2 separate regions of the Mus musculus genome follow, and region 1 is linked to region 2. The links are chromatin loops, found by intact Hi-C in ENCODE. Cell type or tissue: left cerebral cortex. All regions are shown on one strand. Each heading gives the region's core, and the rest is flanking DNA. Links, peaks and the distances in the headings are about the cores only. Region 1 has its middle 65 kb from the start of Gm39767. Region 2 holds the start of Gad2 (glutamic acid decarboxylase 2).

What was found. Hi-C counts contacts between places; a loop is a spot of excess contacts. Peaks named below come from ENCODE experiments on the same cell type or tissue, not always from the same donor. Only the 100,000 strongest peaks of a DNase experiment are listed, where the experiment ranks them.
Region 1: it touches region 2 in a loop (1.9-fold over the local background); 2 of 42 quality-filtered maps call a loop at or near these places.

Annotation. Positions count from the first base shown.
Region 1 is chr2:22,024,910-22,033,242 of GRCm38, reverse strand. No RefSeq gene overlaps it. Among named protein-coding and RNA genes, the nearest start is that of Gm39767, 65 kb to the right of the region's middle. In left cerebral cortex, for the core only: no CTCF peak of the experiment used is centred there; DNase peaks (open chromatin) are centred at 3,380 and 6,218; H3K27ac peaks cover 294 bases.
Region 2 is chr2:22,616,990-22,625,322 of GRCm38, reverse strand. It overlaps Myo3a (myosin IIIA), which reads right to left. Exons shown (of 34, transcript NM_148413.3): 34 at 7,071-7,274. The coding sequence ends at 7,154. Gad2 (glutamic acid decarboxylase 2) reads right to left here and starts at 2,996. Exons shown (of 16, transcript NM_008078.2): 1 at 2,585-2,996; 2 at 1,828-1,887; 3 at 1,485-1,634; 4 at 292-525. The coding sequence starts at 2,660. In left cerebral cortex, for the core only: a CTCF peak has its summit at 7,170; DNase peaks (open chromatin) are centred at 2,841, 3,250, 4,095, 4,300 and 5 more places; H3K4me3 peaks cover 2,093 bases; H3K27ac peaks cover 1,249 bases.

The DNA.
Region 1 (8,333 bases), core at 6-8,005, 590 kb after region 2:
TGCCTTCAGAATAACCTCCATGTGTATGATGGCCCCATGTTTTGCTGACAGCATGAAATACTGGTTGAACCTGGTCCTCTTGAGGCACAGCTACAGTGGCCTCTGGGCATTTGCCTAGCTGAATCATCGAAAACATCACCCTAGACAGCTCTGCAAAACTACAATATTCTAGAGGTTCTCTTTGATCAGATTTTCAACTAGAAGTTTATCAAATGGCTGTGTGTTGTTACTCCTCTTATTCCTCTTCCCATGGTATACTCTTAATCTACAGGTACTGTTTGTATTGTCCTAGGGCAAAGCTCTCTTTTTCTCGATATCTCTGTTTCACAGTTGATGACCCCTAAACCTACATTGTCTGCAACTTTACTATGCCCACACTCTTTCTTTCCTAATTTGCACAACGTTCACATAGTTATGATCTCACTTCTCCCTCTTTCTTTTCTGCTTCTCTTTCCTTCCATTTCCCTCTATTGTTGTAAATTCCATCTTTTAAAAGTGAGTACTAACCTATCGCAGCCTGGATATTTTGCTGCCCTGAAAAAATATTCTCTATTAATTAACTAAGTCTGTCCCTTTGACCTTCGACTTTTGACTTTAGGTGCACTCAAGTTCTCAGGGCACAGTTCAATAGCAAATGAAGCCTTATTCTTTGCCAGAAATGATCTCTAGCCCAATTCCTGAAACTATGGTCCTCTCTAAAACTGCATTAACACAGCCCCTTTCTCTACTCTTACTGGCATTCTGGTCTTCCAAACTTCCATCAAAATAGACTGGTCTCCTCTGGCCCACAGTCCCAAACTCTTCCACATTCCCTCCATAAACTCACTCGAAAAGCCCAAGAATCACACAGTCTGGTTACTCACAGCAACAGCAATGGTCCTACTTCCCAGGACCAGTTTTCTATATTACTGGATATAGAAATCCAGTAATTTCTCTGAACTTGGATCAAGCACTTTCAAGAAGCAACTAAAAAGAGTGGTGGTTTATTTCAGCTTAGGTTTTACTGAGATACAGACCACCATGTAGAGAATACATAGTTATCCCTGGCTCCACAACAGCAAAAACACAATGCTATGGCTCCTTGCCTCCCTTACATCTTGGTAGGAAAGGAATCAGAGAGTTTGATGCCAGCAGTAGCACTAAGCCATGACCCTTAAGCAAAACCACCCCCTCCACACAGCCCACTTTCTGCAGTTGGGTTTCACTCCCTGACAATTGCCCGACTTCCCCAAGCAGTTCAAGTGTTCCAACATATGAGGCTGTAAGGGACAGTACACTCAACCTAAGTGTACTGCACTACAGATTATTAGAAATCTTTCTCCCAACCAGCAGCATCCCATACCAGGTAACCATCTGTTCCCCTTTTCCTGTTCCCCTACCTTTGATAAATACTATTCTACTCTCTGCTTCAGTGAAAGCAACCCTTTTGACTTCCACATGCGAGTGTTGTAATCATGCACTATGTTTCTGTGCCTGTAGAATAACACCTCACACAATGATCTCCTGGTCCATCTGTTGGCATTATTTTGTGCCTGAATAACATTCTATTTTGTATATGTACCATATTTCCTGTATCCATTTGGCCACCCAGGTATTAAATGTGGGATGTAAATTATTATAGCAGAGCCATTATAGAAAGCCATCTGGAGTTAAAGAACTAGAACTAGAAATATCTCTAGATCTATCAATACTACTACTGAGTGTAGATCCAAAGAGAAGAAAATCACTATGTAGAACAGCTATCCGAACCCTATGTTTATTATAGCACTGTTCATGATGGCTAGGATATGGTATCAACCTAAGTATAGTCAATATTAAGTTCACTGAACTAAAACCATACCACATACTTATTTATAATTAAAAAGCACAAAAATAAACTCATAAACCTCATAAAATCCTCAAAAGATGTCATCATATTTTCTGTGGAAATGAGATCTCTTCTTTAAATGTGACTTATTATAGAAATTCCTTGTATTTTATTTAACTTAGAGTTTTTTCCTTTTCTTTTATGCAGAGGTTGACTTGTCACCAAGATGTGATTTCTTTGCTATGGTTATAGAGCTTACACTTGCAATAGGATGACCATACCAAATGCTACTCTTTTCCAAGTCCACCAGTGAGAGGCTGGGAAGTCACCAATTAATTAGTCACATTAAAATAAAAGCAAATTAAAAAAAAAAACCAAATTGTGCAAAATAATAGTTGACAATTAGGCTCTTTCATTAATTGATACTTAATACATACTCATGATATGCACAGTGGCTTTTCTACACATGGAAATGATGCAGAGCCATCAAGTCAGGATAATTAGCATATTCATTACCTGAAACCCCAATCTTTTCTTTACACTGAGAACATTAAAAATCTTTTCTTTTAGCTACTTTAAAATACACAATGTTTTGTTTATTTCCAGTCACCACCGAATTTTGCTGAAGAACATTTGAACTTAATCCTCTCCACTGTCTGACTGTCAGGTCTAAGTACCTCTTTACTTTCCTGCCCATTGAGATGAGGAGCTAAAGAGAGCCTGCCTGTTTTCCCTCAAACAAATATAATATGTTTGGTTATTTTCACAATGAGGTCCGTAATCCTTAAAATTGTTGTTAGTAATCATAATTATCCTACTTGAATTTCATGTTCATTATCCATGACATTGTCATAGTAGTCTTAAAATTTGATACCCTGTTCCCTATGATGGAACTCAGTTCTATGCCCATTTGCCTAATTAGAGCACTGCAATTGTCTAGCTTTGAGTCTCCTATTTGGCTTGAAGGAATAGGCCCTTCTTTTTCTTCCCTAGCCTTACTCCATGTGACTACTACACCTGAGTCATTTCTTGGGACTGCTTAAAAATGTACATAGATCAGAATCATCTTTGACCTATGTTTCTTCAAGATAAAATATTCTCAGAACTTATGCATCCATTATCCATGCTCTAAATGAGCACTTTTCTCTTGAAATTAAATGGCATAGATGATGCCAGAGAGCACTCCATGACTTCCAAGGTAAAATAGGAACTAGGTTTGAAGTCAATGGTAGAGTACTTTCTAGTGTGTAGGAAACCCTGGATTTGATTCCCAGTACCACAAACATAAAAGAGAGAGAAAAAATGTCAACACCTCAAGGAACTTTTGTCTTCTTTGTTGGAACACTTTTCACCTAGCATACTCATTCTCATGTGACAGTTGTCCTTATCATATGGTCGCCAAAGTCCTACCGATGTTAGGCTGGAGACAAGTCTGCTCTGGGAAAGCTGAGTTGACCAGATGGAACAGAGAGTCTGTTACCGGCCTCCAAATTTCCACAGCGTATAATTAGCAAGCTGCTAAAATAATAGAAGTCAATTGGACAAAAATATGGTATGTGTGGCAGTCATTTATTAACTACCTTATGTTTCCAAACACTGCTTTCACAGTAGATGCAAAGCCTTCATAGGCCGTTGCATCATGTGTCCTTGGGAGCAAGGATTGACAGTCTTCTTGAACAACATGGGTGGAAAAGTTCATGGATGCTGTTACTACGTCCAACAAGCAGGCATGGGCATGTCTGTTTCACATCTGCATGATAAAGTGATGCATTTGTCAGAAGAAGCTTTTAAGTAGGTTGCCATTATCAAAGACATCAGCAGCCTGTCTCCCTGGGAGACTGCGAAACCCCACATTTATCTAAATTATCTCTGTAATATGACAGGGTGATTGCTCAGTAATGGTCAGTAACAGTTTTCTTTGTCATTTTCCTCGTCATTACCTCCTCAGAATGAACTTCAGAATAAACTGCTTGCCGTCCGTGTGCAGAATATTAATTTCCTCTTAGCATTCATGAACGGACGGTTCTCTCCAGCCTCTGAATGTGGCTGAAACATTTCTGTTATTTTTATTTTGTGAAAACAAAAAGCAAGATACACCCTCTCTCAGGAAGCCTCCTGGACACAGCCCCTCTGCATTCAAACAGAATCCAAGCTTAGTGTGTCTCTGGCTGTGAATCTAACAAAGCATACCCGACATCCTCAGAAATGGCTGGTGGAGGCCCTGATGAGTGGGCCAGTGTTTTCTGCTTTATTAGGCTATAGCTGGTTGTTTTCATTGTTCACAGCACTCTCCACTGAAGATTCCTATTGCACAGCAAAGCCAAACAACCCCTTACTAAGCTTGTGAAAAATACTTCTGCAGCAGCATCAGAATTCAAAATCTGTTCTTTACCCAAAGAGGGATAATATGTGTTTTTCTTCTCAAGAAAGATACACAAGGCTTCAAAAAATTAAAATATCAAGCCAAAGGGAAAAGATAAGAAAGGAGAGATTTTTTTGTCGCCCAGAACAAAGCTGAGGAACCCCCAAAATGAAGATTTTAAAATGTAAAAGATTTGCTTATAACTGGGGAAGTTACCATCATAGTTCAAAGTGCTCCCTGTACTGAACTATGCAAATATCAGAAACCCCAAGAGTTAAGACAGAGTCAGATTATTTATAGTAACCAGTATAGGCATGACAAGTATCCTGTGTTGTACAAAACTGCCCCCTTCTGTAGGAGGAAATGCAGTGAGTGCAGACATCAGGAAAACAGATCTGTGTATTCATAGGGAAAGAAGAAAGTTCTAAATTCTTCTTAACCCAGAGAAATCAACTACACACATATCTGGCTGTTCTGACCATTTATTTTTCTCAGTTAGCAATAATATAAGCAATCAGCTCCTGGAATATTCCACTCTACATGGAAGATATATGTGTGTGGCAGCTGTGCAAGCATAGGTACCTGAGTTCAAATCCTCAGCATGGGGGTAAAAATATGCTCTGACCAAATAACACCTGTAACCCCAGGACTGTTGGTTAAAGACAGGAAAATCACAAGGGCTTACTAGCTACCAGCTCAAAGAGAAACTGTCTCAAGAAAAGAAGGTTAAACATGGTAGAGAAGGATACTCTTTTAGTATTAGAGGGCTTCTGTCTCTGACCTCTAAGGCACATGCTACATATGTATACACACATGAGTTTGTGCTTGCACTACACATTCACACATTTATTGATTAGTTAATTAAGAAGAATATGCAGCCTTATTATAAACTTGGAAAATATATGGCCCTATAATTCTTTTGTTATCCATCCATGTCCCATCCAGTCCCTGTGACCAGACATAGCCCTATTTCTAGGGCACCTGTTTTACTTCCAAATGAGCTGAGCTGGCATCCTATATGGCCCATGTACTCATTATCTATTATGCAGAATATAAAACTCAACATCTTCCTTCTCATGCTTTTGACTAATTTTGTGCAAACTTTTCCTGGGCAGATAGATGCCCAGACAGGACATCAATTATAGACCATTAAAAACAATCAAACAAACAAACCCATTCTAGTCAAGCTTGCTGACCCTGTCACTTACAGGAGAATGAACAATTCCAGAGTGGTTATAGCACTAAAGAAAAAGGCTCTTACTTTCACTCAGCAAACATTAATTGCCTATAAATCCTCTGGGAGAATCAGAGCCTCACAAGTCAGTCCATACTCCATGAGGGAAAGTAAATGGGCCCAATCTGCCTGTCAGTAACTATATACAGAGCTAGCTAAGAGTCCAAAAGGGCAATTATATGTCATGCGAAGACAGCATTCCATACAAGCAGGACATTTCACCAATCAGATCTCTAGTGTCATCCTAAGATCTGTCTCCATTCCTACTTCCAAGCCAAACAAACACATTGTCCTTTTGTCATACATTCTTGGCATGCATTCCAGACCTGGGTGCCTGGTACCTGTACACATGGCAGGTTGTCTGTAGCCCTGGCCTAAATGTAGTCTCTTGACCTCTGAATTAATATCTCCTGTTCAACCTTCAATTCTAAGCTATTTTCTATGCTGCTTTCACTTTATTTTTAAAACAACTTAAAATTAAAACCACATTGTCTTGTAGCTTAAAATGCATAATGGTCCCCTAGATTCTCCAAATTGCTTCTTTGGACTTTTAACTTCAACAGTCTCTGAATTTTGCTTTGAAACCCCACACCTCCAGGTTATTTGCACACACTCTGCTGAATTTGGCTCAGGTTTTCTCTCTTCTGTACTCTTCTTGTTCAGTTATTGTGTTTCATGTAGCCCTTCCACCATGGTTTGTCATTGCTGGTTTATTATTTAAAGTTTGGATATGAAAGAGAAGTTTCAAGAATTATGACTCAAATCTGACTCAAAGTTTTCTTTAGATAGGAACACAAAATTGCCCAAACCAAGCAAAGCTGCTCCATCTGTCCATTTCCTCTTCTGTGCACTCCACAAAATGCAACTGGCACCACACTCAGCAGCAATACGGTTGGCTTTGAAGATAAAGCAATGAGAACCAACTATAACATGACTACCAGCCTTCAAGCCAGTAGCCCCACTTGGCTGTCACCACTATCCTTGCCAGCACAGGTCCCCATCCTTTCCACCATGATTCAATTTACCTCAAGTAGAAGTCACATGGGGCCATACACAAGTAGACAAAGTTTGTAAAGGAGGATGGGTAAGCAGCATCTTGCATTTTCTTTCTTCCATAAAGGGAGAGACTGTGTTTGCAATATCCCATGATATTCAATATTTGTCCAGCCTCCCCAACACAGAACAGCATTGTATTCAGTCAATATATGTAAACTAAAAGACAAAGGACCACTGGGAAGGTATTTTAGGACAAAGTTCCCCCAAATGCTGAATTTCCTGTGTTTAAAGCCATAAATCCCATAATGTACCTTTGTTAATTAGCCCTTTTTCTATCCAAGGAACCATTACCATGTCAGTAGACTTCCAGCTCCAAGCCAGTAAGGTGTCTGAGACACATTGTATCTACAAATGATGGCAAGGAACATTTCAAGGCTCTATGAGAGATAAAGAGCAGACACAGATCATTGCTTATACTTAAGAGACACTGAGCTGGGTTTAAATATGGCCAAATAGAGCATGAAGACTTAGCTTGTATGTAACAAATATCTGTAACTATAGCCACTTAAAGTTTTATCTAGTTGCATATACATATATTGGTACACACAACAGTGTGTGTGTGTGATGGTCAGAAGGCAACTTGTAGGAGTCAGTTCTTGCTTCCATTGTGTATATCCTGGGTATCAAACTTAGGTTGTCAGCCTTAGCAATGAGCATTTTTAACTCCTGAGCTGTCCTTCTGACCCTATAGCTACTTTGGATATTGTGTGGTTTAAATTAAAAAAGACCACAATAGGATGCTATGTCTAAATATTTGGTCCTCAGTTAGGGGAACTATTTGGGAAGGATTAGGAAATATAGCCTTTTTGGAAGAGTTGTGTCACTAGGTGTGGGTTTTGATGTTTCAAAAGATCATACCATACCCAATTGGTGTCTTTCTCCCTATGCCTGCTGTCTTGTGAGTCAGGATGTAAAACTCTCATTACTGCCTCAGCATCATGCCTGTTTGCTCCCCACCATGACAATCATGGACTAACCCTCTAAAACTGTAAGGTTTCCAATTAAATTCTTTCTTAGCCTGGTCTACATACATAGTGAGTTCTATGACAGGCAGCGCTATGTAGAGAGACCCTACCTCAAAAACAAAACAAAACAAAACAAACAAAAAACCAAAGCAAGCAAAACACCCAACCAAGCAACCAAGTAAACAAACAAAAACCACCACTCATATATAAATGAAGAAATGTTTTCTTTTATAATAGTTACCATAGTCATGGTATTTCTTCACAGTGATAGAGCTGCAACAAAGACAATTTTATATTAAGCATCTAAATATCTTTAAGATTTATTTTTATGTATATATATATATATATATATATATATTTTGCCTGGATGTATGTGTGTGTACTTCTTGTGTGTGGTGCTCAAAGAGGCCAGAGCAGGTGTCAGATCCCCTGGAACTGGAGTCACAGACAGTTATAAGCAACCATTGGGAAGAAAATGCTGAGCCGTTTCTCCAGCCTCAGGTCTCAAAATATCTTAAAACAACATCAACTAACAAAACCTTCCCTTCTCTCCCTGGAAACTACCTAGACAAGCCTAATTGAGATGGTGAAAACCAAACCTTTAAGGGAATTAGGTGGAAGAATTCAAAATCCAAAGGTTGTGACTACTGTGGAAACTGTCATGCAGAAGCTAGATAGCAATATTTCATTCAATCATATTAGGTAGTGAGAGTAATCTCCCCAACTAAACACAATGCCAAGCTCGAGGAAATGGGCCTGGAGGAAGAGGAGGAAAAGCATGAAAAGCAAAAAAGAGGGGTTCGTTCTAACTTCAGATTTTGTTACTTGAGATTTTTGGTATTTATATACTTAACTCAGAAGGTAGTAAATGACTGACCAAAAAAAAAAAAAAAGAGCCCTGCCCTATTG
Region 2 (8,333 bases), core at 268-8,267:
TTCCCCATTTTGGGTCGTTTGTACTGGCTCCTGCTGACAAATGGTTGCTTCTACAACCTCCGATTAATCTCCGTGCCAATCTGACAATTTATACCCCGATGACAGCTCGGTTATTATTAGCAAGGTGCCTTTGAATCACTCCAATAATGACTATTTTTAAGCGAATGTAACTTTGCAATTTTGAAAATAACACGACCCATCCAACATAGGAGAAACGGCTTTATAGGAAAAAAAAAAAGGAAAATTGCAGAAGGAAAAAAAAACCCTTTATTATTGCTGGTTGCACAGTACCTGTTTTAATTGCATATTTTAGAGTTGTTTGGCAATGCGTCAAAATTTCCTCCAGATTTTGCGGTTGGTCTGCCAATTCCCAATTATACTCTTGAAGAAGCTCATTGGGGTAATGGAAATCGATCACTTTAGTTGATCTATCGAAACTTTTCACCACGTACTGAAGCAAAATGTTCATAACATCTTGTAGAAATGCCAGAGTGGGCCTTTCTCCATCACACGCTGGCAGCAGGTCTAAAGAACGGAATGGGAAGGACACTTTAGACTTCACTACGCAAAGATACAGGCAATTCCTGAATGGGCAATTTTGCTTTGAACTGATTTGATTAGCACTGTATACACAGTACTCAGGAGGCTGAAGTAAGGGGCTCTCTGGGAATTGGAGACCAGATCGGGTTAGAGGGGAGAAGACCCCGTTTCAAACAAAATCAGAGCACCTGGAAACACAAGCGAATAAAATCCCCTTCTGGAATTAAGTCTCGTATTTTATTTGTAACATATTATGTTGCTTGGCTTATTATTTTCCAAAAAGAGTGTCTCAATTTGTCTGTTTCACAAGCGTTTGTTCTACATTTGAGTAAATCATCTTAATGGTTTGTCAATACTCCACTTCCGAAATGTTTGAGAAACGCCTTCGGGCAAACCAGGAAAGGCCGTTCAAGCCAAGTTATGATCTCTGGCTTTTTTTGGAGGACAGATGTTTCCAAAGTTGGTGTGTGTGTGTGTGTGTGTGTGCGCGCGCGCGCGCTCACCCGCTGTTTGTGAGCCTGGGAGTTATGCATGCGTAGGTAAAATTTAGCGCCTTGGGCTTGGGTAAACAGGATCGTTCCTTGTTGAAATCACGGTTACAAACTACTTTGGATCCAGTCGAACACCTAAAAATCCCTGCAATTCCGAACTACTTGAACTACTTTGTAGGGTATTTTGGAAATTTGTGCTACTCAGAGGCTTGGGCAGCACCAAGAAGCCTACCAAGGTACACACTGCCACCTCCAACTATCGAGGCTGCGCAGTGCAGGGCGCTTGGCCACTGATTCTGGTTGGGGAAGGCCAGGGCCTCGGTGCCCTCCAGCCCACAAACCCCACGTCCTTTCAATTCTGTGGAAGATCCTCAGAATCCTCACCCCGACATCCATTTGGAGGGTCAGATGTCTGCGGGGTGGAGCGTGGTCCTGGCCAGCCGGCCCATTTACCTGTTGCGTGCAGAAACGCGTAGTTGACATCCCCTTTGGGGCAGTTGCAGGGTTTTTGGTCGCAGGTGCAGGCGACCTTCCCGGTGGCGGCCCGCGAGGTCACGCTCCCGCCGCCCTCCGCTGGCTTCCCGGAGTCTCCATAGAGCAGAGCTGGACAAAGACACGGAACGCGGGACCTGAGTCAGCTGGCGGTAGTCTCCGCTCCTACATCCCCACCCACCCGGCAACCCAGGGATTCGTCCAACCTAGGCTGCAGGCTCAGAGGGGAGCCCACGACTTTGCTCCCGCCAGCCGCGGGCCCCCGACCTTGCCAGCCCTTCTCCCATTCAGTGCCACCACTCACCGCACAGCTTGTTTCCGATGCCGCCCGTGAACTTTTGGGCCACCTGGCACCACGCTCTCGCTGCAATCGCCAGGCAGGGAAAAGCGAATCGGAAAGAAAACAGACGGGCGAGTGAGAATTTTCGTTCCAAGTGAACCAGGTCTTTAAGTCCAGAGTCTGGGGGCCCGGCGCCAAACTCGAAGCAGCCACCAGCTAGCGACTCTGCTTTCAGCAGGTGGGGGAGTCCGAGGGAATCTGACGCCGGGGCCAGCCCTTTCCTTGCGGTGTCCCAGAAAGAAAGCAGCTCACAACGCCGCCCTTTGCACTTTGTTCGCCAGGTTCTCGGGTTTCCAGACTCTCCCTGCCCTCACCTGGGCTGCCTTTCCTAAACCCGAGGCTGTTTGTTTCTCACCGCGCTTGCCTTTCAGACCCCAAACTCTTTCCTGCTCCCATTTTGTCTTTCCCTGCCCAGGGTCTAGACGTCCCGAGGCAAAGCCTAGATCTTTGATTTCTGACTCCCGCAGACGCTGCAGTCTTTCAGGAGCCTATGTTTAGGGGAAGGGGCCTAGACAACCCTGGGCTTTTTCCCTGGGGGACAAAGGACTGGGTGGGGGGGGGGGTTGGTGTTCTCACACAGTTACGGACTTAACCCAGAGAGCCGGGCGAAGCGCCCGAATAAGTTTCCTGTTGCAGATGTCAAAGCTTTGATGATCAGCCTAGCCCTGCAAACCCTAAACCACCCACAAAGCTCTCCCGCTGCAGGTCCTGATTTTCCTACCTGTGCCCGGGTTCTCAGGATCCGCAGAGCCATCTTCAGATCCGAAGGACCAAAAGCCGGAGCCAGGAGACGCCATGGGTTCTGCTAGACTGGCGCTGGTCGCCTCCAAGTGGCTGTGGCAAGCTGCCTTTGCCTCGACCCTGCACGAGAGTGCGTGCGTGTGCGAGTACGTGTGGCGGGAGAAGGGCACCGCGCGAGGGCTGGAGCGGCAGCGCGACGAGGGTGGGTGTCACACAGGGACAGGAAACGTGCTGTCTGCGTATGCCAGTGCTCGTGCGTGTTTGTATGTTCCAGTCAGGGCGCAGGGACGCGCTGCTGTGCTCTGCGCCGCCGAGGTTAAATGGGGGGAGTAGCCGTGATCCTCGCAGTCTGGAGATTGGAAAGTGGAAAGGGCCCAAGAGATTTTTAGGGAGAGGGAGCTTGGTGGGGAGATGAGAGAGTGACGGAAGGGAAATGGAGGCGCTGGGTCGTGAGGTGCGAGTCAGATGCGGGGGAGGGAGGCGTGCCTGCGTAGTGCTGACCCAGCCACAGGCGCTCCAGGTCTGCTTCTGCCGGAACGCGCTGTCCAGGGTGCTACCACAGCCCTCAGCACGCTGGCCTAGGTGACCCCAGGGACAGGGAGACCTTGGCAAGATTGGAATGGTGGCCGAGGGCAATTTCACGTGTGCATCGATTGGCTCATTGTTTGAGGGCTGTCTCTGGCTGCTGCCGAGCAAAAGTGGTTCTCGCGCCCGCCTTCCTCCAAACCAGTGCTGAGGTCGCTGTGACCTCAAGAGCCCAGGCCACCTGGCCTCAATCAGGAAGAGCTCCAAAGCTTGGGGAAGGAACCAAGGAGGGAGGAAGGTGGACCGCTTCCACACCAACGAACTCATTTCATCTCCTTAGCAGAGCCTAATGTCTGCCTGCTGAGCTGAGCCAGCCTGGGGGGTGGGGGTGGGGGTCGTACGGTTTCTGTGCAGTCATGCCTGGGTCCCCAGACCCATCGTCCAGGTTTTGACTGACGGCTGAAGAGAAAGGCTGCTGATTGAAGCAATTAAAATCCACGCTGGAATCTATCACTGAGGACCTCAGGCTGAGAAAAATTAAATAAATAAAACGAACAGAAACTTCTTGGAGTGGGTGAGAGCTGACACATACACAGGATTCAGGGAGTCTCAAAGTAAGCGAATCAGTTTTTCCAAATCCCAGGAAAAGGCACTCCCATCTTTTCAGGGATACTCAACCCACTGACCTCGTCCCTTCCCAAGAGGAGTTCTTGCCATCAGCAGGTGCCTAGGAACACAACAGTGGCAATTTCCCAGCCCAGAAAGAAGTAGTTTCGTTTGTGTTTTCTAATAAAGGAATGAAAAAATCCTTTCTGTTTCCCTTTTCCCAAAGGCTCTTAAATGCAGGGACGGCGCCTTGAGGAAGATTTGGGGCCCTCTGGCTCCGCTTCCGTTTCCTCTTGCCTATACTAAACCCATAGTTCCAGGCTTACAGAGAGCTCAAGAAAGACTTGCAGGAAAGTGCTGCTTTAAACCGTTCCCGATCTCCTTTCCTTCTCTCCGAGCGAGGGACTGCAGCTTCCCTGCTCTCCATAGTCCTTTATTCCTTCTTTGAGTTTTTCAAATGAGTCACCAAAGCTGTTGCCGGAGGAGAAACCCTGGGACCTTTAGTCTTGGTGACCAGGATCACTTATTTTGTTAGGGATCCGGAGACCTCGAATAACTGCAGATGACCAAGTGCATTCTCTCCACAAAGCTTTATCTTCTTCCCAAGGTTTCCAGAATCCAGGGGGGCCAGGGAGGATCTAGCTAGAGGATGCCCACTGAGGTCCGGTGAGTGGCCCGAGGTGGGGAGGGGGAGGGCGGTGAGATTGGCACTGCTGAGGTGCTACCCAAGGCGTGTCTCTAAGGGAAGGCAGTCACCTTGACCCTAGGCCTCAACTTAGTAAGTCTTTAGGGTCCTCCAGGCCTGGTGGCTTCAGCTGGCAGAGGTAACAGCTCCTGGAAAGGGCGCTTCCGCCCAGCCTTGCCAACAAGACTTGGAGAGCCTGAGTCTTTGTTTAAATCCATACTAAATCCTGCAAAATAATTCTCTTCAAGCCAGCTGGCTGGGGTTGAAGCTTTTTACCATGGATGAGTGGTCGGAAATAAAAAAAAAAGGTTCTTAAACACACACACACACACACACACACACACACACACACACACACACACACACACACACCTTCCAAGGAAGAAATGGATGAAAACAAGAGATACAGATTTTCAACATCTGAATTTTACTTCGTCAAAAATAGTAACTTAAAGCGATACTGTGGAAATGCAATTGAATCCCACAGCTCTGAGTATTTTTAAAATCTTATCATACTTTGAAAAAAAATTTTGCCACTCCCCACTTCGAATGCAGGCTGGAATTGGGTTTGTCTTTTTAAAAAACCAACCCTTCGTAGACAGCAATTTGCTTTGTAAATTTTTTTCCCTTTTCCCAAAGGGCCCATCCCCCACCCCCCTCTGGCTCCGGGTTGTTGATAACAAAAGAGCTCTGGGAGGTAATAATTACAGTCATTAGTTCACAAAGGAGGCAGTAGACTGCGAAAGGAATACCGTTAGCCCGGAAGGCTTTCTCTTTACAGTAGGAGACCCATACCAAAATCTCCAGTTTAGCCCACCTCAAGGTTTGGTGGGATTACCTATTCCTTGTCCACTGTGAGCCACCCAGAAATCCCCGTAGTGGGGAGAGGAGAGGGCCGGTCAAAGAAGGATATTTAGTACAAGTTTTCTCTCTCGAGTTCTTTTGCTGCTTAAATGTTGAGAGACTGAAAAAGGCTAGATAGAAAAAGGGTTTGGAAACAACCACGACGTTGCAATCTTCCTTTTCCAGCCTTATCAAGCCAAGGTGCAGGGGCTGAGGTAGATCTGTCTGTTGCGTCTCTACTCAGCAACCGAATAAACCTTCCCAGACACTCTTGCGAGGACCGTGGGGTGCAGGGTCCTCCGCTGGAAGCCAGAATTAAAATCTGGCAAGCTGCAGAGCCCAACTCCTCCCTAACGCACCTGCTTCAGGTGGGGCTGTAGTGCCCAGGAAGCAAAGCCAGCGCGGACACCCGAACTCCTGCCCCCCTCCGCCAATATCAGTCTGTAAGCCCTGCTGTTAAGGTTTCTGGTGCCAGGTACAGGTTCTGCCGCTCCGTGGGGTTGGCACAGTTAGGGTGACTCTTCTGTCCTGTCTGTCTGGCCCCAAACTGGAGCAGAGCTTTCTAGAGAAGGAGCAGGGAGGGGGGCACTTGAATTTGGGGCCTCGGTCTTGTCCACAACAGGATCCTACTTGTAAAATGTACTGGCTACACGGAGCTTTAGAGGCTGATCTGCGGAGACTATGACCACTCCAGGACGCAGAAGTTATCAGCGCCCTCTGCTTTATTTTATTATATATATATTTTTTTAAGTAGCAGGAGCCAAACCATGACCTGAACAGAACTTGTTTGCCTATTCAGTTCTCCGTGGAACCCTGTCTGTACCTTGTTTACCCAATCTAGGTGGTGTAGACCTGGAAAGTGTCTCTTATGGAAGGTTAACTTGAAGTTTTTGTTGTTGTTGTTCTGTTTTGTTTTTTTTGAAGGGTTGTCCTCCTCCTCCTCCTCCTCCTCCTCCTCCTCCTCCTCCTCCTCCTCCTCCTCCTCCTCCTCCTCCTCCTGGATAGGCTACAGCTAAGTGGTAAGGAACTCCTGCCTCCCACCCACTGCCCCTCTGCTTACTTTTATGTGGCCAACTTCTAAGGAGGGGAGAGCTACTTCAAATCTGCAGAGTAGACCTTAAGATCTGATGGTCCTCAGTCAGAGGACCAGTCCAGCACAGACTGCCTGGGAAGGGTGTGTGTGAATGGTGAGGTTTGGAAGTTTGTTTGTAGCCCACGTTTCTAGGTAAAGTGTAAGCTAGACTGTGCTTTACCTCGGCTGAGGGATGGAAATCTGTTGATGAAGACAGAGGTCATCTTAACTCCTGCCACGGGCCCAGGATGTTTGTCAGACAGAAGCCCTCAAGGCACAAGGTAGACAAGGCCATGGAAAACAGGCTTTTCCAGGATGCTTACTTTATTTAGCAGTATAATAATCAAGAGAAGAGAAAACTCACGTTTGATATGAATTCACTTTCAAGGTTCATTCTACTCCCACCTTGCCTTTATTCTGGCATACCCAACCAGGAGTGACCATCATTGGTCCTGGGAAAGCCATTTCAAGAAAGAAGAAATCTCTTCAATAATTTTAAAATGAGTGGGGCGGGGTGGGGTGGTGGTGGTGGTGACAGTTCTGGCACAGTAAGTACCCCGAATTGCAATCAACTGAAGAAAGGGTTTCATTAGGGGGATAGGAGTGACAGGCAGGTGGGAGAAGTCCGGGCCCAGTGTCTGGAACTACCCGAGGAGGTCGATTCTCTTAACCCCAGGTCAAAATTCTCTTGTGTCAGGGCCTCAATGCCCTGGCATTTGAGAAGGAACAACGCTGGCAGCGCCTGTGCGGTCCTGTTTGAGAGGTTACCCTGCTGCTGCTTTGATCCTTGCTTCACTTTCTGAAGCTCCGTAGGTGAGCTACAACTGCTGCACCAGGCGCTGCCGCTGGGAGGTTTTGCGCAGGAGCCTCCTGTAGTCATAAGGGTTGGCTGAAATCCTCTCTTCCTCCAGGCTCTCATTCTCTGAGGTGGTCCAACACCTGCAAGCCAAAACTGGTTCTGACCATCAGTGGCAACTGTTCTCAGGCATGCTCCATCCACCCTCCCAGAGCTAGGTAATCTTTGAACCATCTACCAACCACAGGCATTTAAGAAAGGTACAATGAAAATGTCAGGCTAACTGACCCAAGGTAGCTGTAACAGCTTCGCAGTTTTGCAAAATCGAGAAACTAGTGGCTTTTGTGTTCAGATGAGAGCAAACCATTGGCAGGCAGGGATCACAAGGCTGGTTTTGTTTGGAATAATAATAATTCACAGTTAATAAAAAGATACTTATCTTCGTGTCTTGTTCAGTTTTAAAAAGACTTTCATCAAACAGGAAGATTCAAGGTGCATAAATAAATGCTCATCTTCTGGATTTTTAAACCAGTCAAATGTTCCTTTTAAAACCTGGTTCTGACTCCAGTAGTGACATAGGTACTGCTTGGTCTTTGGCTTCTCAAGGCTTCAGTGTTTTTAATGAAACTGCTTTCCTGGACCACTGCAGGAACTCCAGTCAATAGAAACCTTTGGTTTCTGCAGCTTGCTTGAGGAAATGGGGATGCTCCCTAAAACACAGCTCCGTGGTTCTTACAGTCATTTAGCACATGCAAAGTACTGGTGTGGGTGGGTGACAGAAGAAAAAGTCCTCGATTTCATGGAGTTTTAAGTAGTGCGTGGGAGAACACCAAGCAAACAAATAAACAAATAACCCCAAGACCAAAACCAAAACCAAAAAACCCAAAGCCTTAAAATATCAGGTAATGAGAGAAAACAGAGAAAGGTCAGCAGGTCAGCAGGTCAGCGGGTCAGCAGGGTTACAGGACAATGGTGTTGTGTATATATATGATCAGGACAATGATGGTGTGCATTTGAGTGATCAGAAACTGGTGTGTATGGTGATCAACATAGGCCTCTGGTAAAGTAATATTTGAGAAGAGGCTTGAGGGAAGAGGGGGCAGAGAGACACCCAGAGACAGAGGCAGAGAGATACATAGACAGAGACAGGGAGACACAGAGAGGCAGAGAGAGACAAAGACAGAGAGCGGGAGGCAGAGAGA